Regions from separate parts of the Mus musculus genome. Here region 1 is linked to region 2. Evidence: chromatin contacts called from ENCODE Hi-C or POLR2A ChIA-PET data. All regions are on one chromosome and are shown on one strand. Each heading gives the region's core, a stretch centred on a gene start or an enhancer-like site at or near the end of the contact. The rest is flanking DNA. Distances are from core to core; before and after follow the strand shown. Region 1 holds the start of Lyrm7 (LYR motif containing 7). Region 2 overlaps Cdc42se2 (CDC42 small effector 2).

Region 1 (7,357 bases), core at 2,139-4,638, 140 kb after region 2:
ACCCACATCAAGTGGTTCTGGCCTCTGCAGGCATCTGCACTTGCACACACATGCCCACGTACACATGCACACAGACATATAATTAAAAGGGGGGGGGGCAGCAGTTGGAGGTACAACCTAGCTCAGGTAAGGCCCTGGGCTCCATCTAGCAACTCATTAAAAAACTGTTCTATGAAACAGTCAAAAAAATAAAATAAAATAAAATACGAATCTTCTAAGTGGTGTGGTGGTTCATATCTGTCAATCCAGTACTCATGAGGTGGAGGCAGGGGGATCAGCTCAGTGTCAGCCTCTGCTATGTGGTGAGTTCAAGGCCAACCTGGGCTTCTTGAGAGCCTGTTTCAACAACTCTCAAAACAAAACAAAAGCCTCAATGATCATCCTGACAAGAACTTAGTGTGGGAAGGTGGTGGACTCGGCCAGTCTGCATAGGTTTCTAGCTCTCTCTCAACCTACCCCCTTTCATCTTCTCTTGACTCCTCCACTCACAATCAGGAATGTATTCTATCCTAAGAGCCCGGGAAGATGTTTCAGATAGCTCAGAGAAACCTAACTGCAATTTCTGAAATGAAAAGTGGAAGGAATGCCAAGACTTCTCAGCATCCTGAATTTGTGGGAGTCGGGGTGGGGACAGGGACAGGAGTGCCCACAAGCCTGACATTGTGATAATACATGAAACTGAAAAGGAATAGTGGTGAGAATAGCTAAGAAACTGGCGGGGAGGGAAACAGGATGGAACCTAAGACACATATGCATATCTGAAAGCTGGAGAGATGGCTCAGCGGTTAAGAGCACAGGTTCCTCTTCCAGAGGACCTGGGTTCAATGCCCAGCACCAACATAGCAGCTCACAACTATCTGTAACTGCAGTTCCAGGGGATCTGACATCCTCACACAGGCATGAATGCAAGCACAACAACAATGCACATAAAATTAAAAACAATAGATAGATAGATAGATAGAAAATCAACTTTAGATTTAGGGCTAGGGTGATGGCTCAGTGGTTACAATGCTTGTTCTGTAAGGGTAAAGACCAGTTTGGATCCTCAGAACCCACGAAAATACAGGGCAGATGACTAGCTGTGCTCACAGTGGAGAGCTCTGGGTCTAATTGAGTCACCCTGCCTCGACACATGAGGTAAGAGAACAGCAGAAGCCGTCATACACATGCATATGGGCACACATTAGTACACACATGGAAATGGAAAAAATAAGATTTCAGATTTCCATTTTTTTTCCTTTTTTGGATGCTTAGCCAATCACGGGAAACTAACAGACTTGGTATGGGGGAATGGGGAACAATAACAACCTAAACATGTGGGGGTGGCTTTGGAATTGAGTGATGTGTAGAGAAAGGAGTTTTTTTCTAAAGTGCTCAGCAATAAGAGCCCATTGCCTGGCAGAGACTGTTGATAGAAATATGGATTAAAAAAAGATTTATTTATTTATTTATATAAGTACACTGTAGCTGTCTTCAGACACACCAGAAGAGGGCATCAGATCCCATTACAATGGTTGTGAGCCACCATGTGGTTGCTGGGACTTGAACTCAGGACCTCTGGAAGAGTAGCCAGTGCTTTTAACCGCTGAGCCATCTCTCCAGCCCAGGAATATGAATTTTAAAAGGCACCACATAGACTGTGCTTGAAATGTAGTGGGTCCTGAGTTCATTTCTCAGCACTACACAATAAAATATAAATTAAGCAAGAGGTAAAGAGACATATAGGCCCAGCACTCGGGAGGCAGAGGCAGGCAGATTTCTGAGTTTGAGGCCAGCCTGGTCTACAAAGTGAGTTCCAGGACAGCCAGGGCTATACAGAGAAACCCTGTCTCGAAAAAAAAAAAAAAAAAAAAAAAAGACAAACAAAAAAGAGACAGATAGGCAGGCAGGCAGAAGCACACTAGCACACGCGCGCGCACACGCACACGCGCGCGCACACACACACACACACACACACACACACGAGACTAGGTGTCTAGATGTCCCTGCATCTTAGAAAGTGGAGAAGGGAGGATCACTTGATCCCAAAGTTTAAGACCATAGGAAGTCTGCAGTGTGGAACACTAAAGGATAGTAATCGGAGTAATTTTATATAGTACTTCCTGGGGAGTGGGGGTGTCCATTAATATAAAAACAGCACCACTAGCTTAAGACCATTATCCTAATAAAAAGAAAATGGGGGCTGGAGAGATGGCTCTGAGGTTAAAGCACTGGCTGCTCTCACAAAGGAACCAGGCTCTTCCCATCAGCCATACTGCAGCTGACAACCTCCTGTAACTTCGGTTCCAAGGAATCTGACACCCTCTTCTGGCCTCTGTGAGTACCAGACATGCACATGGTGCACAGACATACATGCCTTGCAAATAAAATAGTTGAAAAAGTTATTTTAAAAGAAAATGTGATCTTCATTACCACAAATCTACTAGAACCGGCATTACATTGTAGCTAATCATATCTTTTTACTTATTATTTATGCACTGTTGGGCATGGAAGCCAATGCCTTGAAAATGCTAAGGGCTCCAACTTAAAAGTTAAATACAACCTCAGCCCTACTAAGAAACTTCTTTTCAAACGCAAAAAGTAGCTGGGCGTAGTGGCTCGGGAGTCAGATTCCCAGCACTTAGCATGAAGATTGCTGAGAATTGGCCGCCGGTGTGAGCTACAAGTCTGAGGCCAGCCCCTCCTAATTCTTAATCAAACTTCAGGTGTCTGCCTATAAGTCCCCGTGATTCTTAAATTTCGAGACAAGATCTATGTTGCCTGGGCTTGCCATCAACAAGTAGGCTCAGCAATGCTGCCTCTCGCCCACTAGAGATTTCTGTATTCCTCTAGGTAAGTTAAATCCTATTTATAGGTTCACAAAACATGCTGTTTATTAATTTGAAGCACTTCTTACGATTTTATTAGTTGTTTATAGTCTTCCTACTATGGAACTTCTTTATTAAGGCATAGGTGGTCGGTTTATGGTCATCAGTCTCCTCTATTCACTACCTTTCATGGATCAGCCATCCTCCTCATTCATTGTCTCGTGTGGCTGTCACCCTCCTCCGCTCCGCGCCCCTCGAGATCCACTCCCTCCTCACTCACTGTCCCCCCCTTCTCCACTGCAGCCCCTCCAGGTTGTCTCCCTCATCATTCACTCTTCCACATGGCTATCAACCTCCTCCATTCACGGTCCATAGGGTCGTCTCTCCTCACTGCCCTCAAAATTGTCACCCTCTACCACTCATTGCCCCTGAAGGTTGTCACCCTCTTACACTCTCAGCCCCCCTCGGGGTCGCCTCCCTCCCTTGCCGGGGTCTTGAGCCTCAGCATCCCTGCACCCTCCTCCCGGCCCTGTCACCTTGGCGGGCTGACCCATGGCTCCCCACGCCGCTGACTCCGCCTCTGAGGGCGCCCCCTCTTGGCAACCAATCAGGGCCGGGGCACAGCTGGCGACGCTCCGCATAGCAACCAATCAGAATGCAACATGTCCTTCCTAGCCCGCCTTCCCCGCAGGAGGAAGTTCAGGCGTTTGCTAAGCAGAGCTAAGTATAAAAACGCGAGAAGCCGCGGTGCCAAATTACGGACAGGAGGACGGAAGTAGCTGAGAAGCCATGTTTGTTAGGGGCAGACTTCACTCCGCCGCGCCTAGCGTGCCGCTCGCGCACACTGTTTGTTACTGGGTGGCCTCGGAACCTGCTCGTTTTTTATCTCTTGTTTAAGGGCGTGGGCGTCTCTTAAGTGTCTATATTATAAGGTTTCCGGGCTGTGACTGTCTCCTTGGGAACGTAAGCAAACAAAAGCTAAGTCCTAACAACCACAGCCCATACATATCAGAACGCTGACTCCAGAACGTTCTGTTTGTACATTCTCTTAATTATTCCCCCCAAAGGTGCGGTTGAGTTGCCTGCTCAAGTTCACACCCTTGATCCCAGAGCCTCCTCACCTTCTGCATTATTGCCCTACTTATCTTGCCCCGTTCTTTGGTTTTGCTGAGGTAGGAAATAATTTATTAGAAGCTTCATAGTAATAACCATAAAACATTTATATACATTTTAACTTAGTACTTGCAGGCATGGATAAAAATTTCCACCTTGCTCCTGTTCCGCAATCATTTGCGTTCAACATTCCTGTAACATTTTAGGCTACTTTTAGGTAAAACTGACTGTTTATTAAGAATCAAAGATTCTTAATCTTTGATTAAGCTGAGTGTGGTGGGATATACTTGAAAACCCAGTATTTGGAAGGTAAAGTCAGGAGCATCAAGAATTCAAGGACAGCCCTGGTCTAGACTATATGAGACTCTGTGTCAATCAAAAAACAAAAAGGAAAAAAAAATTCTGCTTTTGAGACAGGGTGTCACAGTAACCCTGTCTGGTGTGGAACTTGTTATATAGATCAGGCTGGCCTCAAACTTTGAGATCTGCTGCCTCTGGAGTGCTGGAATAAAAGTTGTCACCACCAAACCTGTACTCGTCCTCAGGAATGCTTTCTACCTTGTTCAAAACCTAGAATTGGCCCAGAACTCACTGGTTAGGCTAGACTGGCTGTCCTGGTCTCAGAGATCTTCCCATCTCTACCTCCCCAAGGCTGGGATTACAAATGTGAAATACCATGCCTAGGGAGTCTTATATAAGAACACAAAGATAATTGTCAACTTTTAAAAATTGTTATTGATGGCTGGAGAGCTGGCCCAAAGCCTAAGAACACTGCTGTTCTTTCCAGAGGACCTGAGATTATTTCCCAACACCCATATGGCAGCTAACAACTGCCTGAACTCCAGTCCCAGGGGATCTGACACCTTCTGGCCTCCAAGGACACGGTATACATACACATCCAGGTAAACACTCATACACTCATAAAAATAAAATCTCACTAAAAATTTCTTATTGAGGTTTTATTTATTTATTTATTTATTTATTTATTTATTTATTTCAGGACAAGGTTTCTCTGTGTAGCCCTGGCTGTCCTGGAGCTCACTCTGTAGACCAGGCTGGCCTCCAACTCAAAAATCTGCCTGCCTCTGCCTCCCCAGTGCTGGGATTAAAGGCGTGCGCCACCACTGCTCGGCTGCAGAAGTGCTTTTAATAGAACCAATGAAATCAAGTGTAGTGGCTATTGTCTTTCATCCAAAACAATAATCAATTAGATGATCTTATACTGTGGTGGCTTCTGTAGTACTATAGATCAATTTCTTAAAAAAAAAAAGTAATTTGTAATAATAACTTCTGATTAGAAAGTTAATGAAAACCCTTCTATGTTATTTAAAAATATGGATCCTGTGGCTGAAGAGATGGTTCAGTGCTTAACAGCACTTACTGATCAGCAGGGGACTGGAGTTGGATTCCTAGCACCTTCACAGCAGCTCACAACAGGCTGTAACTCCAGTTTTGGGAGATCCAGTACTCTCTTCTGGCCTCCGTTGGCTCCTACATGCCTGTGGTGCCCATAATGTCATGCAATTGTATACATATAATAGATAAAATTTTAAAACATAGTTCTACAGTGCCCAAATGAGATCAGAAGTGAGTCTTAAGCCAACATGATAGTTTCTTCAGCTGTTCCAGAGATGAAGGGAAACGAGACAGCTCACACTCTTTACTGATCCGGTGGTGGGAACTGAACTGAAGAAACGCCAGAACTCAGTGGAAATTCCAACTGTTCATCATGTAAGTTCCTGGAGCTATGTGGCAGGCAGGAGTATGCCCTCCAAAAGATGTGTGCACTCAGGTGCCCAGAACTTCTCATTGCCTTGCCTTGCAGGAATTTGGCAAGTGAATTAAATATTCTGAGATGGGAGACGTTTCATGTACGGTCTGGTGAGCCTAATGAGTCACATTGAAAGTGGAAGAAGGAAAAGAGGGAGATGTAAAAAGATACTCCTCTGCTGGTTTTGGAGATGAATAAAAAAGACCCCCCAAAAACCGAAGGGAAGCACATGATCTTGGAAGCTGGAAAAGACAAGGGAGTGGACTGCCCTCTAGAGCCTCCAGGGAGAATGCAGCTCTGCTGTGACCAGTTTTCCCTTGGTGGAAACAAATCACACTTAGGACTTCCAGAATGCCACCCAACCGTCATCCAAACCAGAATCTTGTCCCTTTGCTGCCTCATCACCTCCCTCCTCTCCTCTCTAGGGCCCTGTTGTTACACTGGGTTCACCCAGATACCCCAGGCGCCTACCTACTTCAGGATCCTTGATTTAATCACACCTCTAAAATGCTCTTTACCTAATAACATGTTCACAGGACCCAGGGATGGGGACATGGGCACAGTCTACTCATTACATCCGGTTTGCGTGAAGCCAGTCAGTAAGCTTGAAATGGAAGTAAATGAAGGAGGAGAAACAGACAGGACACAGTCACGCAGGTTCCTATCGGTCAAGGAAAGGACTTTGGGTATCATTTTGGGATAGCATGCTCTGAAATAGTACCAACAGGAGACTGACACCATGGTTTACACTTTACAAACATCCTTTTGGCTGTGTGCAGAGACAAGAGTTCAAGGTCATCCTCAGCTAAATAGCAAATTCAGGTTCTGCCCGCTACAAGATGAGATCCTGTCTCCAAAAGATAAACATACCTGAGGCTCAGCTTTAAGTGCAAAGTACATGCTACATAAACATGAGGATTGATCCTCAGCACCACAAAAGCAAACCCACTTACCTATACACCACCCTGCCCCTACTGTTGGAACGTAGGTTGTACTAACTGGATATCCAGTTAGTCATCTCTGTCAGTGAAATATAAAAATTTATAGCGTCCCATAGCAAAGTTTGGTAATTTACAATAACCTATTTCCTGTCTAATGAATGTCTATGAGGGAAAAGAGTTCATAACGATCTAAAGATAAAAGAATGGGGCATGTGGCGGTGGTGGTGTGTGCCTTTAATCCAGGAGGCAGAGGCAGTCAGATCTCTGAGTTTGGGGCCAGACTGGTCTGTGGGGTGAGTTCCAGGACAGCCATGGCTACACACACACACACACACACACACACACACACACAGACAGACAGACACACCTTGAAAAAAACTAAATAAATAAATAACGTTGTCAAAAGAGTAAGTTGCAGATGTAATATTCTTATTCTTTTGCCTCTAAGTACATAAGCGGTTTTCCCTACATTATATCACTGTTCCTCAAAGCCACAGCACCAGGGCCAAAAGCATCATCTAGAATGTACTAGAAACCTAACTAAGAGGACCATAAGCATCATCTAGAATGTACTAGAAACCTAACTAACCATAACTAACTAACCATAACTAACCATAAGCCAGGCCAACTGATATTCATGACCTTTTCGGTAGTTACGGAAATAAACGAACATGACTCCTAATCTAATGTCTTATGTTTAGACATTATTTACCAGTGATTGCAAA
Region 2 (7,265 bases), core at 1,033-3,532:
GCTACCCGACAGGACATATTGGTTCTGAAGAATGATGTCGGTCCCAGAGAAGACTCCAGTGGTCTGCAGGGCAAAGCCTGATGCTGTCAGCGCAGGAGCCTCCCTCCGCCTCAGCTACAGTAGGCAGCAGGCCTCATGAAGCTTACTATTGGTAAGATGCAGGCACAGATTTTAAAGAAAATCCTGAACTGTACACAAACAATACTGACAATGTGTCCAAGTACTATGAGCTAGATTAAATCTTAACAGGTGGCTAGGTGATGTCCCAGCATCCACCAGCCTGAGGCAGCAGCTCAAGTTCAACACCAGCTCAGCCTCCACCTTTAGACTAAATCTGGCCTCTGCACACATGTGACCTATGCACATAAATAAAAACTAAACCTTAAAGTACATGAAAAGCAGTTCACAACAAGAGGGTAAGTATTAATATGTATTTATGTATTTATTTATGCATTTATTTATTTTGAGGCAGGGTCTCTAGCCTTGGCTGTATTAGAATTCTCTATGTAGACCAGCCTGGCCTCGAACTCAGAGATCTTCTTCCTGTCTCAACCTTCTGAGTGCTGGAATTAAAAGCACACACCACCATGCCTGACATAAATATTAAATTAAAAACTGACCTTTGAGACCCCATGGTGGTCGCATAAGAATCAATCATTAACACATTCCAAATCTAATCTAAGCCACGAGTGTGGCTGTTCCTGTATGAAGCGGTCTTCCCTTACATATACATCACATCTTCCCTTGAACATTAAGTCATCTGTATTGTACATAGCAGTACATTTAAAAGAATTTCAGTAATGTACAAATAACAATATTGCTCAGGGAGTGCGTATGCAGACACAGTATTTCTTTCCAAATATTTTTAACCCATGACTGGCACAATCTAGTTGCAGAATTCACTTGACATGTTGTTATTAAAAGGGACCCACACAACAAGTCTAAGAAGTCATTTTGAAGGTATGAGTCTATCATGCAGGTCCCTCTGGGCCTTGTCTCACAGTCCCATGTGCGTGTCCCACGATCAAACTTACTGAGTTCATCCCACTAAATAGGTCTCCGGATCCTACGTGAGCTGTGTGCACAAAGTTGGTTGGCTCTCCGATCATACTTCGGTCAATCCGTCGTCGCCTCTTCTAAAATATGAGAAATAATGTGTTGAGAAAATGGCCTTATCCTCCCACACTGGTCTGAAACCCCAATTCTCATGCTTTTCATTTCTCTTTGAAACAATGAAACATCAAAACTCTAGAGGATGAGCAGTCAAGACTGCTCAGCCCACGAGAAAGCCTACCGTGCACATCCCAAAACCCAGCTTCCACCCATGGAATCCTGAAGGTTGCCCTTTGACACCCTCCCTCCCCCCATGATGCTGTAAAGTGTGCAGCCACACAACCAGAGTTTTACCTGAAGGGGCATCTGGAAGTTTTTAGAATAAAACAATAAGTAATAAGCTAGCTGGCCACACAGGCCTGTATCTCCCCCAAGGCCCCCCAAGGCTGGGACAAAAAGGACCTTGGGTTTGAAGCCAGCCAGGCTACATTATGGATACCTTTCCAAGAAACAAAACTAAGGAAACAATACTTTAAAAAAAAAAAAAAAAAAAAAAAGGCAATCTCATGTAGCCCAGGCGGGCCTTGAACTCCTGACCATCCTGCTGTTTCCCAAATGTTGAGAACAAAAGCACTCACTGCCATGACAACATAAAATAATAGATGTCTGAAGAACTAGTTAATCTGACTAAAACATTATACATAAAAACACTGAACTTTATATAATGCCAGTGATACATATTTTTATGACAAAAATAACTTAAAAATAAGACAAATATAAAATTACCCTCATCATTAGCCAAGAATATGTGGGATTTGACCTCAATGCTCTTGATTTTAAGCACAACTTTCTAGCTCTTGATAACAAGTTGATTATATTCTGATGTCATTTACTTGGGTTGTCTCCAACTGCCCTCTCCACAGTGGAATGAATCTGTCATTCAGCTGGCCTGGGGGAGGGGTGGGACTTAGCTCTGGTCTGTTCACTGCACTGACTGATGCCCTGTCTAAACCCAACTAGGCTGGGGCTTGCTTCCTAAGTTTTGACAGACATGTTTTAGTTTTGTGATAGGGTTGCATCAATACAGCTCAGGCTCACCTAGACCTCACCGTCCTGCCTCAGTTCCTGAGTGCTGAGATTACAGGTGTGGTCACTATGCTCGAATAGAGCGCTAGCCAGTTTCCCAGTGAGCAGCCAAGCAGGCACGCTGGCTTCCCACCAGCACACCCACCTCCTGCCTCATGACTGCCCCTGCCCTGCTCATCTGAGGTTTGCACAGATCCTTCAGACACAAGAGCAGCCACCAGTGTAGCTGGGTCACTGTCCTCACAGCAGGCTTCCCTGTGAGAGCACACAGCTCTTAAGTTTGCAGGGAACTATGAACTGTAGGAACAGAACCTCAGGACACAACACCCAGGTCCATAAAACTGCAATGTTGCTGCTATTCTAGTAAGTCCTAAATCTGACAGTGCTCAGGGCAGTTTGTCTGTCAGAACATGGCTCTCTATAAACACAGAGAAGTGGAGAGTTCGAATGTACAAGCCAGAAACCAACTTACCATCTTTTTATTTTTTATTGTTGCCAAATAAAACCCCAGAAGAGCTGGGAGGGTTTATTCCTGCTAACTCTGCATGGTAACACAGTGCCTCTTAACCATGTGTTCCTAGAGCTTCTGCACATGTGTTTTTGCTCGCTCTGTGTATGTGTATGTGTGTGTGTGTGAGAGAGAGAGAGGAAGAGAGAGAGAGAGAGAGAGAGAGAGAGAGAGAGAGAGAGAGAGAGAGAGAGAGAATATATCCCCACATAAAACAAACCTTCAAACTTAAAGTGCACCTCTGCACAGCAAGTGCTCAAGGCCACCTGACCTACAAGCTGCAATTCTAGATCAGAGTTTCTTTAGTAGCAGCAGCAACAAGAGTAATAATAATTATCACTATTATTAGGAGGCCTGCGCCTGAGCACACATGTGGAGGTCAGAGGATGATTCGTGGAATCTATTCTCTCCTTCCACCTGTCTATGGGTTCTGAGGACTGATACCAGGTCACTGGGCCAGCGTGGCACATACCTTTACACACCACACCATCTATCTCCCTGGCCCTTATGATGGTTTTACAAGAACTCACTCTTAGATGTTACTGACCTGCTAAGCCTCTGTGAGCACTTGCAATGCTAGCCTCTAACACGGTTGAGTCAACACTTTCACCTGTGGAGACAGGTCTCATTCTATAGGGCTGGCTGTACTGAAACTCCCTATGTATGTATGTATGTATGTATGTATGTATGTATGTATGTATGTATTAGCCTCAAACTCAAGAGATCCTCCTGCCTCAGCCTTCCAAATGCTGGGAATAAACGTATGAGCTATCTTACCCAGGTCATTTGTGCTTTATTTCTCTAAAGTTAATCTCCAGGCCTTTAGTAAGGGTGTCCTAGAGCCCCACTCATTTTTAATCAAGAAGGTCTCAGAAAGCCAAGAGAAGGTTCAGACCCTTCTAGCTTTGCTCACCCAGATTCAGGGTATGTTGCCCCCACTACACTCCTCTTACTTCCCCCCCCCCCCCCCCACTGTTCCTGTGTGGAGCAGTAAGTCATAATTCTGCAGAAGAGCCTTAAGAAGCAAAGCCAAAACGGATGTGGCAGTAGTCTCCTCTTCTTTTTGCTAAAAACCATTAGAGTGACCCTCGGAAGCCAGTCATCCTAGTTCACCCACCCGTATGTACTCCAAAGCATGATCAATTTCCAGTATCCCAAGTGAGACAGCTTAGTAGACCTTCTGGAGGGTAGAGACAGAGACTTCATCACAAGGAGAAAAGGACAGCAGCTGTACACCTGGGGCAAAGGATCTGCAGGACAGGGGCCATCTCCCAACGTCTCACAGGAACCTGACTTGCAAGAGCAACTGCCTCTGCTGTACACTCAGCCTGCTGGAGGGCCTCTCTAGGCAGACCTGGCATACTGGAGTCACACCTTCCAGGCATCCTGGTTTCTATAATCCTGGCCCTGAAGACTGAAGAGCCACCATGCCCCCTGTGGTGCTAGGAAGAAATCACACATGGCCCACACCCCTACACTAAGTGACTTACTTGAATTTCTGGGTGAGGCTCGGAGAACAGCTGCCACAGTAAGCTACTGAGGGAGAGTGTGCAAACACATTCCCAGGGACACGCTCACACATAAAGGCAAAGGTGGGAAGCCTCCAGCTCACTGTTTTCACAAAGACACATGTCCTTGTTAAGATAAGGTCTTAAGATGAGATGGTGGAGGAAGGAAGAGATGAAAACAGAAAGGAAGGGGGTGGGGATCAAGCACTTGAGCCCACACCAGTCAACACAGTGAGCACACCCATCCTCCTAAAAGTCCCTTCCCCATCCCTTCTCCACGTAGGCACTGATCTACTGCCCACATGTCTGTCAGCATTTTCCTGAAGCTCATTTAAATGGATCCTCCAGCATGTGCTTTCCTTCACTTGTGCAGTTATTCTGAGGGTGGTAACTGTTGCTACCTATACCAGGAGTCACTCCTTGTTAATCACAGAACTCTGAGACAGGTTAAACTATAGCGAACCAAAATCAATCTGAATTCCTTGCTATCATCTCTTCTCAGTCAGCTGAGTTTCCCTAAGGGACATAAACACACTTTGATAGCATGCAGAGCACATGTGGGCAAGGCTCACAAGGTGGCAAGACCTTCTGTGTCAACTCCCAATCACTAGATACTGACACTCCAACTATGATGTAGTGATGCAGAAATTCCATAGAAAGAAACGTTTGCCAAACCACCTCTCCTCTAGCACAACTGTTCACATTTGTGCCTCTAATCCCTGACCTTATACAGAATGAAAAGCATCTGAAGCATGACTAGGAGTATTTGCATGGCCGGCAGCTAATGAAGAGTCCTGTAAGAGTGAAGTGTTCCAGGAAACACAGTGACTCTACCCAAGTCCACACAGCAGGGCTGTGAGCGCCCTCTCAAGCTTCCTGTTTTGCTTTGCCGAGGCCCAACTGTGGAATTCCCCTGGCTGCTGACAACTGCATCTGTGTTTGTCTTGAAATTTTAATACCATGTACTTGAAAAAGTGTGCTGTTCAAAACAAAAAATCCACCTTATGCTTGAAAAATATGGTGTGCTTAGTGGTTGGTGGCTGACTGGGGGTAGTGGAATCATGCCAAGTACCCATGGCTGGCATGGAATTTGCAATCCTCCTGCCTCAGCCTCCTCAGTACACCTGCCTTTGTAGTTAGACATTTATACTTAGTCCTGGGTGCCGTGGGCTCCACCCTCCCTCACATCTCAAGAGCTGTAGAGCAGAGAAAATCTTCCCAGCTGTCAGGATGTCCCTGATCACTTTAATTGGATGCTTTCTGACTAACAGTGAACATGACGGACTCTCCTCTCCTAAATACTGAAAACATCCAATCTGTCCTTTCTCCTGTGAAGAAGAGAGCTATGGAGTCTTGTCATAAATATTTTATTTAGTTAACTATGCAAACCAGTTAGTAACTATACAAACCAGGCTGGCTTTGACCCTGGGCCCCTTCCAACTCCTATCTTACCTACTAGAAGCAGGAGAATGTTCTTACTTTGTGTTAGCATTACACGCTGTGAATGCATGTATGCACAAATGTGTGCACACGGTACGCAGAGGACAGAGGATGAGAGCCCTTGCAACTGAGGTCTCAGGTCATTGTGAACCACCTAGCTTGGGTAGAACTGAAATCAAGTCCTGTGGAAGAATGGCCAGTAAGTACTCTTAGCCAAATCAATGTGTTGTTAATTCTGGGTAATTAATCTCTAAAGTGTCCTTAGTTACAGAAAATGTGCATTTCATTCTAAACTTTTACATCAGACTGTTACTGGTTTAAAAGGAGCGAAATGCAAGTTTCTGAGGTACTTGTATATCAGTCATGTGAGAGACAGAACCCGACCACAATAACCTCAAGCAAAGGCCTGAGCCTCCATTCTTGCAGGTTCATAAAACCCAAGGGGGAAAAAAATAAGCCCATGCTATTGGTGTCAGAGAAGCAACTTCACTTTGGCCCTTTAAGAATTCATGACCAAGAAAGGCATTGACTTTCAGGCTACCACACAACAGGACCTGAAACTGCACACTGTATTTTCTAAATAAACAACAATCTCCCAGATGAGGTCAGATGACTTACAACAATAGGGTCTTTTAGGCAATGTTTTAGAACTCATAAAAGCTGCCAGTTAATGGGAACTTTTCATACGGCCTGCAGACAGGACTGGGTAATCCAGTGTGAGGCACTGGGTAGGTACAGGAAAATAAAGCTAGAGCTTTTTAAGTTATTTGAAACAGCAGTTGTTTTTCTTCTTAATTCATCAAAAGGCGTTTCTGACTTTCTTCCCAGGGTTTTGTTTGTGGCAATGGACAGTACGGTGAAGGAGCGCACAGCTGTAATAGCACTGTTTGCCTGGGAGCTGAAGCAGGAAGGTTCCAGGACAGTCTAAGCTCCACCCTTCCTCAAAGGTAACCCTGTTTCTGAGCTGGGCACTCGAGTCTACAGCATGAAACACATCTATCTGGGACTAAAAAGTCTCTGAGACATGGGAGGAAAACACAATAAATACTACTTTTATTTTTCATTATTCTTAAAGATTTTAGTCCTTCAAATACTTGATATACAGGGTGCTATGAGGCTATAAGGTGTGTTGTTTCTACAAAAGTTATTAAAAACAATAAACAGAAAATATTGAGTTATATTAGTACTTAACCTAAATCTACCAATGAAAGATGCATAGCAGAGCTTCCTAGGATGCATTCCTCCTGCAGACATGTGCCTTTCAAAATGCCAGAATGCCTAAGTGTGGTGGTTTGGATAAGAATGGCACCAAGAGACTCACGTGTGAACACTTCGTCATCAGGGTGTGGCAGTACTTGAGAAGGATTAGGAAGTGTGATCTTGTTAGGTCTTGTTGGAGGAAGTGTGCCATGGGGGAGCCACTGAGATTCTGAGATTTCGAAAGCCCATGCTAAACCCAGTTCTCCTGTCCCCTCACCCCTCATCTCTCTCTGATTTTTCCTTTGCCTACAGATCAGGATGTGACCCTCAGCTACTGCTCCACTGTCATGCTCCCTGCCATGATGAGAATGGATTAAGTCTGAGAGGGTAAGCCAACCCCAGCTAAACGCTGTTCTTTATAAAAGTTTCCTAGGTCACACTGTCTCTTCACAGCAACACATCAGTGACAA

Evidence for each region. A loop is a pair of places that touch in the nucleus more often than their neighbours do. ChIA-PET counts read pairs that join two places held with the same protein, here RNA polymerase II (POLR2A).
Region 1: a loop to region 2 is called in a map of T-helper 17 cell, with 2.0 times the contacts of the local background. The contact joins the promoter of Lyrm7 here to the enhancer-like site in region 2. A Hi-C loop is called at or near these places in 1 of 37 maps with a recorded cell type or tissue (T-helper 17 cell). POLR2A ChIA-PET finds 5 or more read pairs at or near these places in 2 of 5 experiments (Patski and embryonic stem cell).

What each region holds. Positions count from the first base shown.
Region 1 is chr11:54,857,209-54,864,565 of GRCm38, forward strand. It overlaps Lyrm7 (LYR motif containing 7), which reads right to left and starts at 3,389. Exons shown (of 5, transcript NM_029327.5): 1 at 3,344-3,389. The coding sequence starts at 3,361. Gm31490 (a long non-coding RNA gene) reads left to right here and starts at 2,606. Exons shown (of 3, transcript XR_879859.2): 1 at 2,606-2,832; 2 at 4,708-4,822; 3 at 5,541-5,651.
Region 2 is chr11:54,722,540-54,729,804 of GRCm38, forward strand. Cdc42se2 (CDC42 small effector 2) reads right to left here. Exons shown (of 6, transcript NM_178626.3): 4 at 1,035-1,136. Among named protein-coding and RNA genes, the nearest start is that of Cdc42se2, 62 kb to the right of the region's middle. Within about 2 kb of position 2,283, at least 2 of the 3 ENCODE cell types and tissues checked have a DNase peak (open chromatin) inside an H3K27ac peak, as active enhancers do.